3 separate regions of the Homo sapiens genome follow, and regions 2 and 3 are each linked to region 1. A link is an interaction called in ENCODE POLR2A ChIA-PET data of the cell type or tissue named here. Cell type or tissue: Panc1. All regions are shown on one strand. Links, peaks and the distances in the headings refer to the core of each region. The heading gives the core; the rest is flanking DNA.

Evidence for each region. Peaks named below come from ENCODE experiments on the same cell type or tissue, not always from the same donor. Only the 100,000 strongest peaks of a DNase experiment are listed, where the experiment ranks them.
Region 2: POLR2A ChIA-PET joins it to region 1 with 19 read pairs; 1 of 35 experiments calls an interaction of 5 or more read pairs at or near these places.
Region 3: POLR2A ChIA-PET joins it to region 1 with 5 read pairs; 1 of 35 experiments calls an interaction of 5 or more read pairs at or near these places.

What each region holds. Positions count from the first base shown.
Region 1 is chr5:91,781,475-91,789,564 of GRCh38, reverse strand. No RefSeq gene overlaps it. Among named protein-coding and RNA genes, the nearest start is that of ARRDC3, 400 kb to the right of the region's middle. In Panc1, for the core only: no CTCF peak of the experiment used is centred there; no DNase peak of the experiment used is centred there; H3K27ac peaks cover 846 bases.
Region 2 is chr5:91,633,509-91,641,598 of GRCh38, reverse strand. No RefSeq gene overlaps it. Among named protein-coding and RNA genes, the nearest start is that of ARRDC3, 250 kb to the right of the region's middle. In Panc1, for the core only: CTCF peaks have their summits at 4,854 and 5,055; no DNase peak of the experiment used is centred there; H3K27ac peaks cover 1,679 bases.
Region 3 is chr5:91,947,344-91,955,433 of GRCh38, reverse strand. No RefSeq gene overlaps it. Among named protein-coding and RNA genes, the nearest start is that of ARRDC3, 570 kb to the right of the region's middle. In Panc1, for the core only: no CTCF peak of the experiment used is centred there; no DNase peak of the experiment used is centred there; H3K27ac peaks cover 1,014 bases.

The DNA.
Region 1 (8,090 bases), core at 1,977-6,976:
TACTCACTTATTTGTGTATCACAAGTGATTGTTGCAATACATTTAGCATTCCATCTTATAATATGTGCAAAATACTCATATATTTCATATTTTAATGACAACAACTTCATTCATTTATTCATTTTTTAATTTCTTCTCTCTTCTCCTATGTGATTATGATCTTTCTCTGGGCAATAAACACACTGGAGTCATCTTTTTGCATTAATATTTGGCACGTATGGAAAACTATAAATGTGTGTTGGATATCGGTAAGGAAAGGAAAATAAAATCCTATACATTTAGTATCTGTTAATTATGAAGTATTTCATTTAGGAACTTTTTCTAAAACTTCCTCTTTAGAGTTGCAAGTGCTTGAGGTATTTTAGTGTACTATGTTTGGGTTTGAAACTTGGCTCCTACACTTACTAATTATGAGAATTTGGACAGATACTTGGCCTTGTATTCCTTGGGTTTTCCACATGTAAAATGGATATGATAATTGTAACAACCATATAGAGTTACTAGTAGGATAATTTGGGCTATTATAGGTAAGATGTCTTGAGCAGTACCTGGTACATAGTAAATGCTATGATTATGGTTGTCTTTTATTAATGTTTATTTATTTAAATGTAGAAATAATACCTACTGCATAGGTTTGTTAGCACTAAATGAGACAGTCACTGTAAAGAAAGTAACACAGTGTTCAGGTAGATTGAACGTGGGGTATGAGAAACCAGATTCAAGAATGACTAGGGCTTTTCTCCTGAGCAACTAGAGGCAAAGAGCTGTCAGTAATCGAGATGAGGGAAACTGTGGGAGGAACATCTTTAGTAGGAGTAAATCAGGAGACAATATTGGAAATGTTAAGTTTGCAACTTTATTAAATAATTAAATATAGATTTTGAGCAAGCAACTGAGTATAGAATGAAAAAGAAAAAATACAAATCAATAATTCTAAAATGAAAGTACACACTTGTCCTTGAAGCCTAAATTGAATTATTTAAACCATTTTATATAACAATGGTTTCTAATTTATTAGATATTTGGGACCTTTTCAAAAGCAGATGACAGACACATGAACATATACATACAAAATATGCATACATTTAATGTTTATGCTTTGGTGATTTTATCTATATAAACCATAGAGACAATGCTGAATAAAAGTCTGATCCTCTTTTTCTAATTTTTTGTGCAAAATAACACTCACTTCCTGTAAACAACTTTAGTAAGTTGCACAAGCAAAACCAAATATAAACTTTATTTCTTCATAAAAGTTAATTTCAATAGACAGCTGCTGTTATTTGGCTTATATGGGAAGCTGAAAGTATATACAGTATATTCAATTTGTTTAATGAATTCAAAATGTTTTATTCTGATGATAGCAAAGTTTTAAAACCAAAATTCATAGAACTACCTTCTACCAAATGGTATCAGAGTTCTCATAGTTTACTTCAAAATTCTCATTGAGTTCTGTCAAAGAGCAACTGCATTTTCCAAGAATCTGAATTGAATTTCTACCAATTTCTTTGTCTGCAAACCCATGGAATCATCTGGTAAGATCTTATCAACCCTCATAAAAAACGTATTCCAGTATTGAAATATTTACATGGTTATCTATCTCAGATCTCCTCTTCCAAAATTGTGGTTTGGCAAAAACATTTCTAATTTTAGCAGCATTAGTCATGGTAACTATAAAAAGTTGAATGAGTCTACTTTTCTCTTTCCTAAAACCAAACCTGTTATACAAGTTACCTAAACAGTGATTAAAACTATTCCTATAAAACTGTTCTGAATCAGTTGTAGCAGTGAACAATAGAAAAGGAAATTAAAACCACAGTTCCACTTAAAATAGCATAAAGAGGATATTACTCTTACGAATAAATTTAACAAAAGAAATGCAAAACTTTTACTCTGAAAATTACAAAATATTGCTGAGAGAAATTAAAGAAGGCCCAAATAAATGGAAAGATACCTCATAGACCAAAAGATTTAATATTCTTAAGATGGGACTGTACCTCAAATTGATCTATATATCCAAAGCAATTCCTACCAAAACCCCAGCTGGCTTTTCTGTAGAAACTGACAAACTAATATTAAATTTCATGTGTAGATGCCAGGAACTCAGAATATCTGAAGAACATGATTTTTAAATTATTGCTTTATGAAGTCGTTCCTTAAGTTATACAGAAAAAAGAATAGAGTTATAAAGTATATCTACACTTTCTTTCATATTTATCTATCTAGCTACCTTTGCTGATGTTTTTTATTTCTTTGCATACATTCAAGTAAGTATCTAGTGTCCTTTCATTTGAACTCAAAGGACTCCTTGGTATTTTTGTAGAAAAGATCTTCTAATGACAAATATTCTTAGTTTTTGTTTATCTGGGAATGTTCTGATTTCTTCTTTACTTAATGAAGGATAGTTTTACTGGGTACAGAATTCCTGGTTCACAATCTTTTTTCTTTCACCATTTTAAATACATCATTACACTGCCTTCTGGCCATCATGGATTCTGCTGAGAAACCTAATGCTGATCTTATTATAATATCATCAAGTAACAAATCATCTTTCTCTTGTAGTATTCAAGAATTCTCTTTATCTTTAGTTTTGACAGTTTGATTATGGTATGTTTAGGTGTGAATCTCTTTGAGTTTATCCTATTTGGAGTTTTTTGAACTTTTTGGATGTATTTATTAAAACTTTTAATCAATTTGAGAATTTGTTGGGTTTTATCTATTTAAATATTATTTTTGTCCTTTTCCCACTTTCCTCTGCTTTTGAAACTTCTGTTATGTACATATTAGTATGATTGTGTCCTAATGTCTCTGAATTTCTGGTCACTTTACTCATTTTTTACTTTGTGTTTTATACCGAATTTTCTCAGTTGACCTATCTTCAAATTCACTAATTCTTTCTTTTGCCAAATCAAATCTGTTCTAGAGCATTTCTATTAAATTTTTAATTTTAGGTATTATACTTTCCCACTTCAGAATTTCCATTTGGTTCTCTTTTACTATTTCTATCTCCTTATTCATATTTTCTCTTTTGATACATCATTGTCATACTTTTCTTTAATTATTTATACATTATTTTCTTTAGTTCTTTATATATATACATATAATAGGTGATTTGACATCTTTCTAAAGTCCAATATTTGGGCTTCCTCAGGAACAGGTTCTATTGATTACTTTTTTTCCGGTGTATTGGTCATACCTGTCTGTTACTTTGCACATTTTGTAACTTTTCTTAAGAACTCGATATTTTAAACAAAATAATGTTTCAATTCTATAAATGTAATTGAATATTCCCACAACTAGTGCCCTCCCAGCAAGAAATCATTGCTGATGTTTGTTTGCTTAATCATTATTTTGGACTAAATCTGAAAATTATATATTCTGTTGTGTACGGCCACTGAAGTCTCTGGTTGTTTGGCTTAGTGGTCGGCTAATTATTGGACCAAGATTTTTCTAAATCTCTTGATCCAGTAAGTCTCCCAGCCTTGGCCAGGCATTCTTCATGTGTTCAATAACACATATTTAACTCCTGCCAGTAGGATTACAACTCTACTTTAGCCTTCAATTCTTGCTAGTACGGAGCCTCTAAATCGGGGAGAGGGGGAAGATTACCCCCTTCTCATATCATTCTTGGATATATGTACAACCCTCTACATCTTTGTGGCCTTATGGATTTCCAGAAATATGTAGGCACTTTACAAAGCCCTTTATGGTCATTTTATTCTTCCATTTTCTTCTTCTTCTTTTTTTTTTTTTTAGCAGCTGATTGCTAGCCCCAACTGTTATTGCTTCCTCAGGTAGCTGTGACGTGAAACAACTGCCACTAATTTTTCATACAAATGTGCTGGAGATACAGCTGTACACACAGAGAGAATTCTAAATAGTATCAAATAAAGACAAACCTCGCCTGTAATCCCAGCACTTTGGCAGGCCGAGGCAGATGGATCATGAGGTCAGCAGTTTGAGACCAGTCTGACCAACATGGTGAAACCCTTTCTCTACTAAAAATACAAAAACTAGCCAGGCGTGGTGGCACATGCCTGTAATCCCAGCTACTCAGGAGGCTGAGGCAGGAGAATCACTTGAACCTGAGAGGCAGAGAGGCAGAGGTTGCAGTGAGCCAAGTTTGCGCCACTACACTCCAGCCTGGGCAACAGAGCAAGACTCCTTTAAAAAAAAAAAAAAAAAAAAAAAAGACAAGCCCCAAGGAGGAAGCTTTTCAGACAGGGCAAATAGTAAACATTCTCTGAAGATAGAATTCTGGGGGAGTTTGAAACCTCTCATCCCCTTATGTAGCTGCTAGGCCACTGCCTTTCACAGATAAGGCCGTTGATTTTCAAGTTTAGTGTGGAGCTACTATGGTAAGGGGCACGGGGATGGGGAACGCTTGCAGCTCACTGTTCTTACTGCAATTCAGATAATGCGCCTTTTTTTATTAGCAGAAAGGAAATTTATCCTTCCTCAAAATGTAGTAACAAGTATTTACTTAATTTACAGAATTCTGAAAAAGGTAATTTTAACATTTTTCGTCACTTATTTTCTTGCTTTTACGGAGGAGCAGATTGTTGGGTGTTCTTACCTCCTCCATTTGAAAAGTGATTCTCATAATGTTTGAGAAGTCTAACAGCATGGCTATTCAAAGATCATAAGGATTCTAAAACATGCTCAGTTAAGTCATTGACTACTTGAAATCAAACCATTCCAGCATTACGTTATCTCAATATGAGCATATCAGTTCTTATTTATTTTACCTTTACTTTTGATTTACCCCCTTGTTATTATTTTGAATATGTTTTAGAAGCAGGCAAAAAGAAATATGTCTGGAGGAGAAGTAATGTTGGATGGGTACATATGATGTGCAGGGAAGTTTGGAAGCCTTCCCTTCACAACATCTCTCTCACACAAAACACTACGCATGCACACACACACACACTTATCAGACAATGTAGCTCTGTTTCCACCTTCCCTTAAGTGGTTTTTTATAATTTAAATCTCCAGCTACCTGGGAGAACCATAACATAGGCCTTCTCAAATTAGTATTCTTTACATGACAATGATAGCTCAAAATATAAAGAAATAATAAAACTGAAAATGTCAAAATAAAATATTTTTCAAATATTTAAAAGAAAAAAACTTATAAATCCTTTATCAGCTGAATAGTCTAATAAACATAACAATTAATTGTTTTGAAAAGTTAACCCTTTTCTCATTCACCCCCAGAATACTTGCTGGTGACGGTTGCGGTTGCAGCGCTTACCCTGAGATAACTTTGCCATACAGTATCTTGCTTTTACTATTATTCTCTCATTGCCCTAGTATACCTACCTTGGAAACAGAAGACATTTTCTATTTATAGCATTCTGATTTTAGTAATGGTATTTCCATTTAAAAACACAGTAATTCTCGATTGCTGAAAATGTCAAATTCTAAAAAACATAGCATTCTTTTTTTTATTGTACTTTAAGTTTTAGGGTACATGTGCACAACGTGCAGGTTTTTTACATATGTATACATGTGCCATGTTGGTGTGCTGCACCCATTAACTCGTCATTTAACATTAGGTATATCTCCTAATGCTATCCCTCCCCCCTTCCCCCACCCCACATCAGGCTCCAGTGTGTGATGTAAAAAACGTAGCATTCTTACATGTGATGTTAACATCGTTCCCAAACAGTTGTTGGCCAAAGATTCAATTGATGAATCTGATTTTTCTGAAATAGATTATTCTGATGTTAGTTGTGTTTAGAAATAACTCCAAGAACAGTTTTTATATTTTATTTTCACATTGAAAGTCAGTCAGATTTGCTTCAGCCTTAAAGAGGGTGTTTGTGTAAAATTAAATGACCAAAACAGCATGGTACTGGTACAAAAACAGACACATAGACCAGTGGAACAGAGTAGAGAGCAGAGAAATAATGCCACACACCTACAACCATATGATCTTTGACAAAACTGACAAAAAAAAGCGGTGGGGAAAAGAATCCCTATTCAATAAATGGTGCTGGGGTAACTGGCTACCTATATGCAGAAGATTGAAATTGGACCCTTTAATTTTACCATACACAAAAAACAACTCAAGATGGATTAAAAACTTACATGTAAAACTTAAAGTAGAAAAACTCTGGAAGATAACCTATGAAATAGCATTCTGGACATAGGACCTGGCAAATATTTAATAATGAAGACACAAAAGGCAATGGAAAGAAAACCAAAAATTGACAAATGGGATCTAATTCAACTAAAGTGCTTCTGGACAACAAAAGAAGCTATTAACAGAGTAAATAGACAACTACAGAATAGGAGAAAATATTTGTAAACAGGGCATCCAACAAGCTTTAATACCCAGAATCTAAGGAATTTAGACAAATAAACAAGTTAAAAACAGCCCCATTAAAAAGTGGACAAAGATCATGAACAGACACTTTTCAAAAGAAGACATACACATGGCCCACAAACATATAAAAAAATGCTCAGCATCACTAATCATTAGAGAAATGCAAATCAAAGGCACAGTGAGTTACCATCTCACACCAGTCAAAATAGCTATTATTAAAAAGTCAAAAATAACAGAGGTTGGCAAGATAGTGGAGAAAAGAGAACGCTTATACACTGCTGGTGGGAATGTAAATTAGTTCAGCCATTGGGGAAAGCGGTTTGGTGATTCTCAAAGAACTTGAAACAGAGCTACCATTGGAACCAGCAATCCGATTACTGGGTATATACCCAAAGGAATATAAATTATTCTACCATAAAGACACATGCACGTGTATGCTCATTGCAGCACTATTCACAATAGTAAAGGCATGGAATCAACTTAAATGCCAATCAATGGCAGACTACATCAATAAAATGTGGTACATATACACCATGGAATACTACACAACCATAAAAAAGAACAAGAACATGTCCTTTGCAGGAACATGGGTGGAGCTGGAGGTTACTATCCTAAGTGAACTAACACAGGAACAGAAAGTCAAATATCACATGTTCTCACTCATAAATGGGAGCTAAACATTGAGTACACACGGACACAAGGAAGGAAACAACAGACACTGGGTCTTACCTGAGAGTGGAGGGTGGGTGGAGGGTAAGGATAGAAAAACTACCTATCAGGTACCATGCTTATTATCTGTGTGATGAAATAATCTCTGCACCAAATGCTAGTGACACACAATTTACCTATATAGCAAACCTGCAAAGATATCCCTGAGCCTAAAATAAAAGTTTTAAAAAAAGAATTTCACTTTGCTGCTTCTTGTTAATTTCACATGATTCTGCAGGCAAATCATTGCACAATATCACACTAATTCCTCTACTCTATAAACTATATAATTATTGCTAAAATGGTAGTCTAAAGCATTGTATCAGAGTATCATAAGCCATATTAAAATCTTATGATAAAGTAAAACAGAAGACACAAACCAGTCTTGCATTTGAATGTGTATACAAAACTCCTAAATAAAATACCAACTCACTGAATTCAACAGTGTAATAATCTGTACAATTTAGAGATGAAAAGATAGTTTCAACATTGGAAAATCTAATGCAATTTATTATCAGAATACAAGATGAAAAGCATTATAATTTGATAATGAAAGAACATCAGTGATGAAATTCAAAACAAATTTCTAATTTGAAAAAATACCTAAAATATAGGAATAGAAGAACACTATAAAGATATCTACTAGACACAGAGAACAATTATTATGCTAATGGAAAAACATTAAACATTTCCACTAACGACAATGGTAACACAAGCTGCTTGCTGCCACTACTGCTATACAGCTTCATTTTGATTGTATTAACCAATTCAATAAAATAAGAAAAATAAGTAAGAAGTATCAATACACAAAAGGCATAAATTAAAGCCATTGTTGTTTAGAGACAAAATATGCTAACAGAGAAAAGTCAAAAGGTAAAATAAATACATATGCACATATACAGAGAGAGAGAGAAACTTTTTATAAAAGTGATATCAACTCCAATTACAAATTCATAAAATTCTATTCACAGTAACAAAATAATAAAACATATATAAGAAGAACTACTTAATTAAGGAAATCCTCCATATTCTTCTATGAGAAGAATCAATA
Region 2 (8,090 bases), core at 1,783-6,782, 150 kb after region 1:
GAATCTATATCTGGCTTAATCACATGAAATGTCATGTTGCTGCGGTTTTCACCAAATTCAAGCTGATACTCACAGACACACTCATTCATTACACTCCTTTCTGACATAACATAAAGGGCAAAAGGCAGCATGATAGATTAAAAAGATATTACGGTACAATATTAATTACAGTATCAGCACCTTTTTCTAGCTCAGACTGCATATAAACGTCTATTTTCATTTTTACATTCAGAATATACTTTGAGGGAGAATGAATTTATTGTATAGTGAATGGGAATTTTGGTCAGATATTTTAATGTCAGGATGGCACCAAGTGTGAGCATATTAGAAAATTTGGAATTTCTGTCTTTAACCCAATTTGGATTTTTGCACGATTATTGTAAGAATGTAAGATTGAGGGAGATTATACAAATCATCACGTATGTAACCAGATAAAACAAAACAGAAACACTTAATTTAAAAATTATACTCTATGAAACTGTAAGCCAAAAAAAATTACCTTTTTCTCCAAAGAATTTTAGAAAAGTATAACAAAACATTCATTTTCAGAAGTGAAATATTAAAATAAATGGTACTGCATTCTTAAATTATAATAATGTCTCCTAGTGTTGGGCATATTACATTAATTTATGAAATCTTCCATTAGTAAAATTACCCACAAATCAATAACTTTTACTACTGTTTAAATACATCAAAATAAAAATATTCAGTATTTCTAACATATCTCATCAAAATATGGATCTATAAACAAGATCAACCTCAGAAAAAAAAATCATCCTCAACCAGCAATGTCATATTGAACTTCCAAATAAGCTTGCTAAACGCCTCTGTTACCTGACTAGGCTCAATTCATATTTTACTCCTAAAGTACCATTATTCCATGTCATTATTACTCATATCTCATTCCAGAATGATTTTGTTTTCTGAAAAATATGTGGCTGTATTTTTTTTTAGTCTTTCCTGCTACCCACTTCAGGGTGTGTGTCTTTTCTACTGAGGCAGTTTAACTTTCACACATTGAAAATGACAACCAGCTCAATTTGATGATGCAGAAGAACTAAATACATCAGGAATAATGGGACCTAATGAGATGTTTGTGTTATACTATATTTCAAATGAAGAAGTGCTGCTCTGTGAAAGTATGAAGAACCCAGGAAGTAGCACCAGAGGGATGATTTCTGAATGGGTGTTTTTACCTATCAAATTTGTGACTCTCCTACAGCTTATCCCTTTGACCAGGAGTAACAGTAGGATGAAACATGCTGACTTTGCTAACTATTCTGTCCTGAGACTCTCTGACATAATCCACTTATAGTTTCTAAAATTCTGTGGTGTGATCCAGATGTTTCTATTCCAACTTTCTCTTCAGATTTTCAAAAATATACAAAGGAATCCCTCTATATAGAGAATAATAAATCAAATGAGGAAACAATTTAAATTATTATTTTTAAGCAGTAATAGTGATTGTATTGTATCACAGGAAAACTAAAACGTATTTGATTTCTAGTTTTAACTCTTTGACTGCATTTAATTATGGTCCTCATTTATTATCACTACCAACAAGGATATGGAGGGCACTTTTCAATACATTCCCTCTGACACTCAGAGGCCAATTCTCTCTGAATGCAAACCACACATGGTACAGCTGCGGAGTGCTGATGCTGGTATGCAGACACTATAGATATGCAACTGTCACTAGGTGAAACCGCATTAATAAATACCCACCTCAAAGAAGAGGGAGGTGTTAAGGCTTTTAAGCCACATTATACATTATATTCAGAAATCTCTGAGTTGCTTGTTGCAGTTCAGAAGGAAGAGGACCCAGAATATTTTAGGTATATATGAAACATTAATATTATATATAATACAGTGCTACTATAATCAAAAGGACAGCCAAAGAAAAACCAAATATGATCTATGTACATTGGAGGAAAATCAACTGTATGAAGACTAAAAAATTTAGATCCAAATTCTAATTTTTTAATTCATATGTGCCAGTTATCCAAATGTTTTAAATATTTGGGAAAATAAAGGCTTTTCCATGTATGCAAATATTTATAGCATTTGTATACATAACAGTTTTCCCAGTTTTAGCATATCTTATGTAACATATATTCTAAACTTGGTAGATCTGTGTACTAATTATGAGAATCATAAAATTATGTTTCAACAGAAAAGAAAAATGTAAGAGAGAAAAAAGTGCTTCAAAAAAAAAGCAACTAAAGCTGTTTAACTATTAATGATGATTTCCAACTATTAGGTAAAGATTTTTTTCCTAGGTAGATCGTGGGAGTTCGTGATAACTATAGGTATGATCAAGGCTTATTTCAATGCTTTGAAATGTCAAATGAGTAATTTTATTCTCTTTTATTTTTAAACTATTTGCAGAGACAACACACAATTATATAATGTTACATTTATTTTAACCTACACTTCTTCCTTCATAAGGTTACTTGTCTAAACATTTCACTAACATTGTGCAATTTTAAACTGAGAAAAAGAACAAAGTTACAAGTGTGACAATTTATCAGGAATAGATTAAGTGACAGCTGTAACTAGAATCAGAATTAGTAGATTATTTTAATAGTTCCAGGAAGAGTATAATTTACAAAAGTACATTTGAACGATGTTAGGAAGATATCAGGAAGAATTATTTGCTTAGTACAGGATGATTTCTTTAAGTTAAACTTCAGTACTATTCTTTCCATTTGAAATGTTTTAAGTATAGAGATGTGTCTCTTGATTCAGCAATTCAACAATTGATTCATTGACATGAGAGAAAAGTGAGCATTTCCCAAAGATTTTGCTGAAGTCATGGAATCTTTTTGTAAATTTATGATTTTTAAAAAATATCTTTTGATAGATTGTCCTTCCTGTGATTGTAATTCTAAGAAAATAATATATGCATTCAAATTTTTTTATATACTAAATTAACTGCAATTCATCTTTCTTACAATTGAATTACTAAGAAAGAATTTATTTAGGCAAAGTTTCATTATATTCTATTTCTCAACTCCCTAATATCTAGAAATCTGTTTTTTTCCCTGTATCTAGAAATCCTTCCTTTTTTCCTGAAACACTGCTCCTCCAGAAATCTTGACTATTTAAGAGGTATTAATCCAAATTTTCCTAAAGCCTAATATATTAACAGTCGATACTATTCTTTTACCAACATAACCCACTTGACTTTAATGCAAATATATATGTGAGACATGTTTTTGTGAAGCATCTTTCATTATGTCCATCAGTATGTTCTTTCATAAGTCTTATCCATTTCAATATCATTTCTTCAGGTGAAAAAAGAAAAAAAAAAGCTTCAAGAGGAACCATTTATCCCTTACACAGTGATGTGTATATTTGGGTATTTCTTAGATTGATGATGATGATGATGATGAGATGATGATAATGATGATGATGATGATTTAAAATATTATATTTTTGTAAATATTGCTTGAAAAGAAGAACTTCAACTTGGGAATTATGCCAGATACAAATACACCTTTCAACTTTAAATTTTGTAATTTTAAAATTTCCCTTTCCAAAAGTTCCTTCGGATAACTTATTATCCTGCTTGAGTTTTTATAAATTGTATGCGTTGCAAGGCAGAATATATTTTGCATTTCTGTCAAAGGTTCAATACCCGTTATAAGTAGAGTTGTGACTATACAAGGACTATAACAAAAGAAATTGCATGATATCCTTACCCTCACAGTGATTACATTCTCTTTCAAAGCAAAATAACTTTAACATAGAGCACAGTCTCTCCTACATTATGGAATGTTAAACTTTCACTCACAAAAAGCTATGCGTTCAGCATATTTACTATAAAAAAGTAGATTTTATTTCACCTATTAACTGATACAAAAGTGTTTTCTCCTTAGAGCCAAGGAGGAAAAAAAGCAAGTGGGTTATAAACACACACATTACAGATAGGTAAATAGATACAAGATAGAAATTCAAACTAATATAAAGATTTGAGCTGCCTTACATTATCGATTTTGGTTAAATGGAAGAAAGAAAGAACATTTTTAGTATAGAAATATGCATATTTATGACATACCTAATTCAGTGTCCAGTTTGTTTTATGATTTTTGTTTACTAAAGAGAAAGAAAAAGAGCTCTCTATACTTTCTGGACAGAAACATCCTGGACTTAACACTAGCCAGCCAAATGTGACCTAACTTTAAACTGCAATTGAAGAGTTAGGTCCTATCAAAACTGCCTACTCATAGGACTCAAAAAATGACCACGTATAAACCCAGTAAATGACCATGCGAATAGACAAGCGAATAAAAGGAAAACTGAAGATCAATCTATAAACTAAGGAACAGAGAATAATTTATTTATGATTGAAAAATAAAAATAAAATATAAGTTTAAAATGTGAATATAAATTTTCATGTGAAGATTGAAGCCATGGTTCTATAAATCTAAATATTCCCTGTACTAAAGTAGTTATAAACAGAAATTAACATTTTATCATTATAGTTTCACCTGGGAAGAAAATTCTGAATTTTACCTATGTCTAAGCAATGCTTTTCTAAATGGATTTTGAGTAAACTCAGAAATGACATCACAAAACAATTAGCCAAGTTCATTAAGGATATTCATTCCAAGTATATTGAGGCTTTAGCCAAGTAGATTGAGGAAAGTAATGACAAATTTTTAATGGCAGCTCATCTCCTTAAAATGAATTTTCTCAAATCTCTTCTGTTGGAACTTGTACAGTTGGAAGCATGCAGTTGATCGTTCCTAACATTTGCATGAATGTGTATGTGCTTGTGAGTGGCCACTATGTGTGAAGTCTAAGGGGACTGCTCCATGTTAATGAGAAACCAAGGAATTTCTCTAGCAGCATCTGGCGTAAGTGTGAATCACATAATTTAAAGTTGCCTTGGACAGCTTTTACTTACATGTCTTGTTTCAAATTTTAGATCTTCTTTCTTAAAAAGCACTTTAGTCTTTATAATATTAAAAGGGGAAAAGTGTTCTACCCTGTGCTTCAAGAAGCAGTTATGGATTGAGCATACGACCACCCCACGCACTCTGGTGGTACAGAATGAACATCACAAGCTCATACTGCTGTTTTCAGGAAACTTGAAAAGGCAGCCAGATGCAACCCAATCTGACAGTAAGCCTCTCATAAGCACAAGTCTGCAATCCATAAGCAGAATTATGAGTCAACTCAATTCACTCTAACAGAATTAGAATCCGAACCGTTTGAATGTAAAAGTCCACCTTGTCTTATCAGATTCCAAGCCTTTTTATTTTTTACATCATCCTTTGTAAAGGTTATAATGTAGATGCTCAGCAAAACTTTCATTAAGAATGTGTCATTTGTAATTTTCACAAGACTTAAAAAAGGAATAATGATATGGAATTTGAAATCAAAGTTGCTTTTATTTGAATTAAATAAAAAATAACTGACAGTAATGAAAGCTACACATTCTATATAGTTTAATGATGTCATTAAATTAAACCCACATCAAACCTTCATTAGAATAACTGCATGATTTTTAAATCAAATTCAACTCTACAATATTGAAGACATATTTTCAGAGAAAAGTAACTTGGCATTAACTTTTTTAAAAAAATGATTTAATTGACTTTCTTCTTGTGCTCCAATTCTTAACAGAAGTGACTTCTAGTTTTTTAAATTCTATTTTTGTTTAAGATATATTACAGAAATGCCAGGGTATAGATGAATTAAAATAGGAATAAGTTGAATGTCTCAAGTATCTCAAATATATACTCTTGTACAGTCTATACCAAATTGATACATAAACTAGAAAACTTATGAAATGACCAAAAATTAGGAGTTCTCACTTGAAGGATTACCTTATATGATTTTACCAAAAATACAGTGTGGCATGCAAACTTGAAGAACTTTGGAAAACAATATGCTTAATTAATCTCAGATAGCAAAAGTATATACAAACAATTTGTCAGCAATGTGATTTATGTGGAAAAATTTAGTTAATCTATAGTTTTATAAGTACTATAATGAGCTACAGCACAAATTATATTTTTCTAATTCAAATAGCAAAAGTTTTACATCGAGATTGAGATCATCATTCTTAAAACATTGTTTTGAGGCTCAAGTTTTTATGACTCAAGTTTCATCAAGAATCTTCATATTTGAATATTCTTTTTGCAACTGTTCTTTGCTTCACTTTTAAACAAGTCTCAGCGTAGCAAGGATGTCTCTGAAAATGAACCTTCTTAGTGCTTATTGAAAAGAAGGTAAGAACAGAAACATGAATTTTTCTTCTAATAGTGACTCCCCCTGAAAATAATAATTAGCTGGTGAAAGGCAATACTGGCTCAGCTGTCAACAGCTCTAAAATCAGAGTCTCCAGTTTAATCATATCCTTAGTATAATATGCAAAGATCTCTTTAGGAACCCAGAGCTAGCACTAATAAACAGCGCCAAGTCATTTCATTTTCTAGAAAAAAAATCAGTATCTGAAAAACTCGGAAAGAAATTGGCATTTTCTTTTTCTTTTTAAAATTGTGATTAATATTTTGTTAATGAGAACTTTTTAAAATTTTATTATTGTTTTTTAAAATGTTTATGAGTACATAGTAGGTGCATATATTTATGAGGTACATAAGATGTTTTGATACAGGCATGCAATGTGAAATAGGCAGGCACATCATGGAGAATGGCGTATCCATCCCCTCAAGCATTTATCCTTTGACCTTCAAACAATCCAATTAAACTCTTTAAGTTATTTTAAAATACCCAATTAAGTTATTATTGACAATAGTGTCGCTATTGTGCTATCAAATATTAGTCTTATTCATTCTTTCTAATTTTTTTATACCCACTAAGCATCCTCACCTCCCCTCCAAGCCCCCACTACCCTTGCCAGACTCTTTTCTTTAAAGCTGTAATTTGCACTCAAAACTAAGGAATTTTATTGAAATGTTCAATTTTTTCCCCATAACAGATCTACAGATAATTCTTATTTTGAAACTAAAGAAAAGGTCCTACAATGTGTTCATTTGTATTTGAAATATAAAAGATAATAATTCCCAAAGAAATCGCATACTGTATAATTGCTCCTTTACAGTAACAAATGGAAAAGGTCAAATAGTCCAACGATATTGATAAATCTAGGTGTGGTGAGATATTCTGAATAAAGGAAAGCCAGTTCATCCATTCAGTTAGACTTTGCTCTCAGATGCTATGATGGAATCCAGAGCACTAAAGCTGAGGGCTTATTTATGCTTCCTCTTTAAAAGAAATTACATATTATCTAGAAGAATTCTTTAAACATAAGAAATGTTCTTTCTAGTTTTCCTTTTTGATGTGTAATCAATAGAAAAAGTTATCAATATAAGTGTATTTAAATTTAGCCAAATTTACCTCAAACTTTAGCAGCCAAAAACAGCTCTCTGAGTTACAAGTCCCTATTTGATCTGGCTTCACTTTCCCCAATAGATTTTTGTTTTGTTTTGTTTTGTATTAGCTTTTGATTTTGCTCTGTAATCAAACGAAGCAAATATGAAGCAAAGAAAACGTGCTCTCAGGCCAACAAATCAAGAAAAAAATAATATAAATTAGAGTCCTAGATGCTTAGTACTTTTACCTCAAGAAAAACACATTTAAATAAAAAATTTAAATTCAGCACAGTTATTTGACCCTACATTTGCTGATTGTATTTCCATTTTAATTTATGCAGTTGTAATTAATATATCCAATTATAAATATATAAAATTGCACATATCAGATGTAATATTACCCAATTTCAGTGGGTTAAAGAATATATTTAAAATATTATTACATATTTAGAATGATCAAAATTTGAGAAAATCAAGTTTCAGTAAACAAATTAATTTTTTCTCTTCAAACTAAAGCACATGAGCTAAAATATAGTTCTAAAATTATCATAAAGGCAAATACTTTGTTTTATGACAAGTGTTTTACTTTATTAGAAAATTTATATCTAAAGAAAAAATATTTTTGCAATAATAAATATGATGCTTGCTGTTTTAAATTAAACAGTAAAGTTAAAGGATTGTTTTTAAAAATTGAACTCGATCTTTCTTGTAATAATCTTAAAACATGTCAAGTTATTCCTACAA
Region 3 (8,090 bases), core at 1,783-6,782, 170 kb before region 1:
AAGTCATATCCAATCTGTATTACTAAATATGTATTTTTTAAAAGATGGTCAGGGGATGAAAACAGAACAGAAGTAATCAAAAGTAAAAATCATAGAAAAAGTGGTCAGGCTTGAATAAGTCTATTGAAGTGTTCATGTAATGCTTAACGGAAGCCTCCTGCCCAAATAACAGAGGATTATATATTTCTAGTTGTGTCTTCAGTCCCCTACATGAGTGAGAAAATTGGAGGGTTGTCTGTGTTTATACATGTGCTTATACATAAGGAAAGAGAACTCTTTATTTATTTCAAGTATATAGTTTTGGGGAAACAAATGGTGGAAAAATGTACATTATTTAAAAGTTGTATCTCACAGAAATGATTAACTGTGGGCAGTTTTTCTCCCAATTGCAAAGTTTACCTATAAATCTAAGACAGAAGTTTGGATGGTCTAATCACCATATATTCATATTTGGTAGGTCAGTGTTGGGCCTAGGATAATTTCCTTTTTAATAATACCCATCTTTAATAGCAAGAGAAGGTGCTTTCTTAGTTTCACCACTACAACTCCAGAACATTAAACAATACTTGTCCTATGATAAACAATAAATAGTTGATGAAAGCATGAGTGAATAAATTACTAACAAATGAATGAATAAATAAAGCACACATTATTCTAATGCAAATTGTCCATGAACCAATCTTTGAGAAACAATAATCTGGAGTCTTCATTCTTTAATTTAACTTTCGAGAATGTTAAAAAGTAATGATCATTTCCATAGCAGCGTATTTAGGAAATATTTACGATCCGTGACACCTACTTAATTGAGATGATTCTGGTTTACCGACACATGTTCAGAAATACTTGAATACAGTATCAATTATTTTTATAAAGAATTATTCTTCCTTAGTGATGAAGCCTTTTTTTGTTTGTTTTACTTTCAGTTGTTAATTCTGATAGTAGTGTTGAAGTTAATTGGATAGGGTGTAAACTTGCTTAACTCCATAATGATTCCTCCCTGCCAATCTTTTCATCTCCATGATTATTATCATGAATTCTCTGAACTCCTTGCCTATGTTACTCAACAACACAAAATGAATTTAGTGAGAGTAACTAAGCACTGATATGACAAGTTGATAGCAGGCCTACTAATATGATCTGCTTGTGGTCACTGATCTCAAATGTCTTTGTTACATTACAGATGAAAGACAGTGAAATGAAGAGTTAAGCAACATCAGCACCTCTGGAAAGGACTTCAGTATGTGAGAGTTTGGAATTTGAGGACTTTATATTGTGTCAGATCTCCTTTATAATTTAAAATACAGAAGATATCAAAATTGGATTTAGGGTCATTTTGATCTCCTAATAATTCTTGCTTCTCTGTTGCTAAAGAGAACCCCAAAATAAACTCATAGTACAAACAATATTGTTCTAGGAAGTATTTTAACTGCAAAAGTAACAACAATAAAGAAATAATGATCTTTTGTAAATTTTGACAAAGGGCCAGAGGTTAACATGTCATATGTAAGTTTAAAATATATATTACACAATGAGAAATTTAAAACTAATGATAAAAATGCTATAAGGATTTGGATGAAGCAGGGTTCAAATCTCATTTGAGGAGTCAAGAAATTATTAGAGGAGGAAGCACTTCAGTGACTTGTATGTAGCAGGCACCAAACAAATATTTGCTGTAGGAATGGTATTTTAATGAGATCTTCTACATTAAGCATATAATATGATAGACATTTATTATTAAAGAATTTTTAAATGACTTTTAAGATATATACCAGAATTTTAAATATAGCTGATAAGGTCCTCCATGGTCACACTTCTGCCTACCTCCTTACCTTTATTTTGAATCATGTTCTTCAAATCATCCTCGACATCTGCTAATCTCTCAAAGCATAATATCGTGTCCATACCTTACATAATGTTGTCCTATTATTCCTTTTGACCCAAGATTATCACATTAGATTTCCTCTGCGTACGTCTGGATGCAAATTTGCTTAGGGTTCTTTACAACCCTGATGATCAAGGAAGACATAGGGAAGGCAACCCTCGTTGGTATGCAATATCTGCACCTTTCAGGATTCTCAATATTGCACGAGATGGAGAGGCATCTGGCTTTGCCTTGGTGCTATGATTTTAAAAGTGGCAAAGGACAAGATACATGTTAGCCACCTGCCCCTTCTTCCTTTTTCTTTGCAAATTCTCAGGGTTTGGTACTGGGAGAATTTGGAGAAGACTATTGCAAAGGGACTTCGAATATTGCTTTAGTTTCCTCTCTGATTCTCACTTGCGTTTGGACAGCCCTTGACTGTCATTTCGGGATGAACTTTATTTCTATCCTGGTCTTTATGCTTCTGAGAGTCAAATGATGCAAGTCTCTGTTACTTCGTCACCTCAGGGGACAACAGCTTATGGGTGAGAGGAGTAAATTAAGAATTCAGCCAGAGATGGGAAGGGACAGCATTCTAGATGTGGAGCCACTGAGGAGAAACAAATTTGAATAAAAGGAATGAAAGGAGATATCTTTTTTTAAGGTGAGTTTGGCATGAAGATTTGATGTATGCTAGGAAAAAATGAAATGTTAAGAAAGGTTTAGACAAGGTCATGGGAATAGAGACTCTTACGTTTTGATAAAGTAACCACAGAGTCCATCTTGAGTTCAAAGTCAGTTTATATCCCTTCCCCCTTCTCATCCCTGCCCTTCCATGTTTTGAAAGACATATACAGGAATTGAATGACTTGACATATAACCACAAAACTGACTAGCACATGCCATCCCATTGGAGATGAAAGATATCACTGACAAGGTACAATAATGGGGTCAAATGACAGCCTCCATCGAGAAGTTATATTTTTCTTGAAAGTTTATTTCCCAGCAGGTGACCGCCTTCAAATAATCTCCAATTGCATTTACCATATGAGTAATGACCATTTATCTTAATATTCTATTATCTCAGTGGTCTCCAACTCATTCTATTTTAAAAGTAATCTTGTCCACTTTCTACAACATGGTCCAATCCTTTCTTTAGAGCATGCAGGTATGGATCTAACTACCCAAAGAGAAAAAGATTAGATAATATCCCCAGTGTGGATTCAGAAATACATTAGGTTATAAGAAAATTGATGGATAATCTCTACCAATAAAGATCAAGTAACTCAGGAAGTCTTTTGGTTTTTATTTTACTGCTTTTTGTTAGGTCATGCTCATTCTTCACTGTGCACAGATTTATTTACCTAATAGTGTGCTGTTCATGCTTGAAATAGCAGAATAGAAGTACTCCCAGCACAAAAGTGAGTGTGCGATAAGCCTCATCTCCAGTAATAGCACAGTTGTGAAACTAGAAGCATTCCTTACTTACTGAAAATTGAACAATAGTGTCACTGTAAGAGTGATAGTTGTGTACTTTGGGATTGGAGAGACATGAAAATCATTTTTAACTCAAAATAATTATGAATTGCTAGGTGAAAAATACCAATAAATATTTTTTCCTCTGAAAGATCTGTATCTTCTTAATACTATACTCACATCCTGTGTTAACAGGTTCATGCTTAAGTGGTCAACATGATCATAAATCAAAAGTTTACCATTTAAATTGTCAGGTTGATTCCTAACACTTTTGTCTATCTTATCTCTTATCTCATCCATTCTTAAGCGATCATTTCTTGGATAATAAATAAACAATTTTTCTATGTGTTCAACTGCTTAGCTTTACTACATGTAAAAGTGAAAATCCATTTAGCATAAATATTTGCATTTATAGAAAGATTTGTTTGGCCTTCTGGACTCTTACGGTCAAGAAAAATTATTTTAGTTACTTCAGGCAAAAATATTAAGATCATAGTGATCTTTATTTTATCATAAATAGCAAAGCATTACAAGCTTAAAAATTGATCCTAGAAGCAACAAACTAGAGACTGATTAGAATTTATTTTTAAAATGAGTGTTCTAACTAATGTGATTTAAAAAATAGAGAATAGACATAGTGAGTGATACTGATATTGAGAGATATTGGGGTGATAAGTAGAAAGATTTGATAATTGACTGGATCAGTAGGACAAAATAAAAGCAAAACATACAATAATAATTGTTTCATCATTTCTGCTTACTTGTGGATAATGGCTATTTGGGGATAATAAGAGGTTATATCTGCTACTTTGTGTATCACTAATACAAAGATGAAATCTATAGAAGGGAATGGTTTGATAATTAAAAGTATATGCTTGTTTAGAACATGTGAAATTTGATATATTTCTGAAGAAACCGCACAAAAATAACTTCAGCCCAGACCTTTCCTTTCAGTTCCAGATTCAAGGTCCAAGTGCCTGGTTCACATTTCTTCTCAGGTGTCTGGAGTTAAAAGGAAAACATGAGCAAAACATTACTCCTGTTCTTCTCCTGGTTCTCTTCCATTGTTTCTAAATCAGAAATGGCAAGTCAGCAACCGGGTTGTAAGATTTAGCAAATAAATTTGAATTGTGTGTGTGTGTGTGTGCGTGCGTGCATGCATGTGTTATATCTCTCAAATATTGCATGAGTCATACACTAAAAAAGTTATTGTTTATCTGAAATGCAAATTTCACTAGGCACCTTTTATTTTATCTGACAACTCTCTTCGGAAGACTTCATCATCGAACCTCCTTTCTCTTACTGCCACTTCCAAATCAGTACATCACTATGGCTTAGCCTGCTGTGTGATTATCCTTTATCTAGACCACCTCAGTGGGTTTCTTCACTGTTCTGTACCTCTGTTGGCTCCCCCAAGTGTTTTCTCCAATCTGTACCTAGTATTACATTTTCAAACTGAGCGTCTGTCATACCACACCACTCCTCACATTGCTTAAAAATTTGCTCTTAGGATACAGATAAAAATTCTTTGTCACAGCTTACAAAGGACATTAAGCTCTGTCATCTCCTAGCTAGCTTCATCTCACATGTGCTCCAGCCACACTGGCCTTTTTCAGATACAAACAAACCAGGACATGCTCGCTAATGACCTTTAAACCTGTGATTTTCATTGTCTGGAACACCATATCTCTCCTTTTCACCTACTTAATTTCTACTAAAAGTCTTTACATCTCACTTTAAACATGACTTCCAGCAACAGCCTTCTCTAGGTCATGCTCTTATAACATACTTGCTCATACCCTTTATCACATATTTAATTTTACATTAATTTGTGTGATTATTTGAATTCTAGTTTTCCCATAAGAATTAAGGAACCGTGATGGCAATGGCTATCTTGCTTTTCCTCACTATTTTGTCTCCAAAGATAAGCCTGAAGGTATATGTAGCTACCACTGAATAACATTAATTGGTTAATGTCTAGTAGACATTTAGAAAAAGGAATTAACACTGGCCAGGTAGGCTAGGAAGAGATTTGAAATGGTTCATTCTTAAAGAGTCTAGGTAATTTATTTAGAAATAGTAAAAATAGAAGGAGGAAAGGTAAAAAATTAACCATGAAGATTGTTTATATGCAGGAATCATGAAATTGGTTAAGAACTATGAAGGGAAAACAGAAAAAAATGATCATCTAAGTAAGGAAACAAAAGCTTCAAGTAGTGGTTGATTTGCATTTTTAAATACTAGGGAAAGGAAAAAGAATGAAAACTGGTACTAACGTATCAATTAAGAGGTTATTTGTGATCTTGCATAGATAATTAAAAAAAAATAGTGGGATAAAAAGCCAACCGCGAAATAGTAAGGAGTAGAAGATGGCAATATAATCAATGAGGTTTAGGTTCCTATTTTTGAAGGATATGTCCTTTAAACTCTTTGAGTTGTTGAAATAGATTTCACTATGCACGATCTGTAGACATGATTCTGTAATGCCATTAGATCTGTAAATGAAAACATTTGTAATTACAAATTTCCACACATAGGGATAAAGAAAATATTGAACAGTTATTTAATACATCCTGTGTGTGCCAATTTATATTCAGACATTTTTCTATAGAACAGTAAAATCTTTCCGCTGTCAGCATATAGCCAAGGCACAAGCTCACTCTCCTTCTACCCAACTAAATCTCTCTTTTTTTTCTTTTTCTTTTTTTTTTTTTTTTTTTTTTTGAGACAAGGTTTCACTCTATCACCCAGGCTGGATCTTGTCTCATATGATTTCATCATCCCACCGCAACCTCTGCTTCCCGGGTTCAAGCTATTCTCCTGCCTCAGCCTCCCAAGTAGCTGAGACTACAGCTGCACCCCATCACACCCAGCTAATTTTTGTATTTTTTATAGAAATAGGGCTTCACCATGTTGCCCAGGCTGGTCTCAAACTCCTGTGCTCAAGCGATCCACCTGCCTTGGTCTCCCAAAGTGGTGGGTTTACAGGCGTGAGCCACCGCGCCCGGCCCTAAACCTATTTTTTTTTTTTTTGATGGAAAGTGCTCTTCAACTGTTACACAATTACAAGAAAACATATTGGACAAAAAACTTTCATTAAAATGGGTCCAAAAATTCTTGTACAATGAGAAAGATTGGGATGAATGATTTTTAATCATTTAAAAAGCATACTTGACAAGGAAAAAAATTGCAAAATCCTTATGTATCTAACCTGGAGTATGTGTCCTAATATCAAGCAAAATATGTGCACCATTCATGTACTTAGTGTGATTACGCCTTATTACGGTTTTTGAAGAGCCATGATATTTATTAGTTTTTTTAATCATTTTTTCATGAAGTATTATTTTCCTTTTGCTGTTTCACCAAATGCAACATCTGAGTTAGATTAAAACCGGGTGGTTGGCAGGAACAAAAATAAAAAATAAAAAGTGTTAAGTGATCATATGTTAGCAATAATGCTGTCTCGAGACATCATTTCTCACTATAATTTCTTTGAGGGAGATCCTTTGTGTACCTCGGTAGTTTTCAACTGCTATTTAATGCTACCCTTGGAATGGTTAAAGAGGGGACACTGTAGAGACAGCTCTGTCTCTCTTTTAAAAGGATCCACACTTTCCTAAAAGCCAAATGATATTAAATGCCCAAGGATGAAAAAGCTGTGGACACTATTGAAAAAACGTTCACTTTGCGATAGTTTCTCCAGCCTCCCTCAAAGTGAACCAGAAATGAAAATTCAGCACTACACCATTTATCCCTTTACATATTGTTATGTGAATGAAGAATTATTGCACAGAAAAGCATCTTTACTTTTACTGCTATTGCCATATGCCTTCCGTGAGAAAATATATCTTTCATTATACTACTGTAAATTGGTGTTTTAAGATGTGCTTTAAAAAAAACTGTATTATGCCTTGAAAGTACATAATAACCATGTTAAACAACTTTATTTTTCCAAGAAATGGTGCATTTTGCGTTACCTACTGTAATCATTTTGTATTTAACATGAATTGAACAGACACTCTCCTTCAGATGAACTTTCTGGTGACAAACTTTGAAATTGATAGATTAAAGCTGATTTGGGATTGTCAAAATATTGTATAGCTATCTGCACAAAATATGCATAAAATTTTACAGATGGTGGACTGCTGGTTTACATGGCAGCTATGTTAGTATATCCACGGCCGGTTAAATTAATAGTGTCACAATCTATCTTCCATGGCAGGTGTAAATGACTTTTAGCACATCAATAACTAGTTTACAATGATGTCCCTTCGCTACTTAAGGTTTGCCATTGATTTTTTGTTTTGTGCAAAATAGCACACATATTATCTCCGTATTTCGTTGTAGAATATTTTAAAATAAACCCAACATTTACAGACTTGTAAACAATCTATAAAAATATCAGACTTAGTCAATTATAAAATTATCTTCTAATTATTCCACCTGAAAATAGGGATTCCAAGTTACTAACTTGCATCTTACATGGATTGGCATTGAAAGTGAACTTTTAAGAAGACTCTAATATGTAAATGAACTTATGTAAAACATATTCCTAAAATAGCTGCTATTATAATCTGGACAGTTCAATGATTTGGAAGTTATTCTTTGATGAATATTAAATTAACTGAACAACTCTTCATGGCTGAAATACCCTTTAGTAAAGGCTACTGATTTCATGATCACCATCAACATTGCTATTATTATTCATAACACCTTAAATTTGTATAGCACTTTACAATCCAAAAAGTATTTT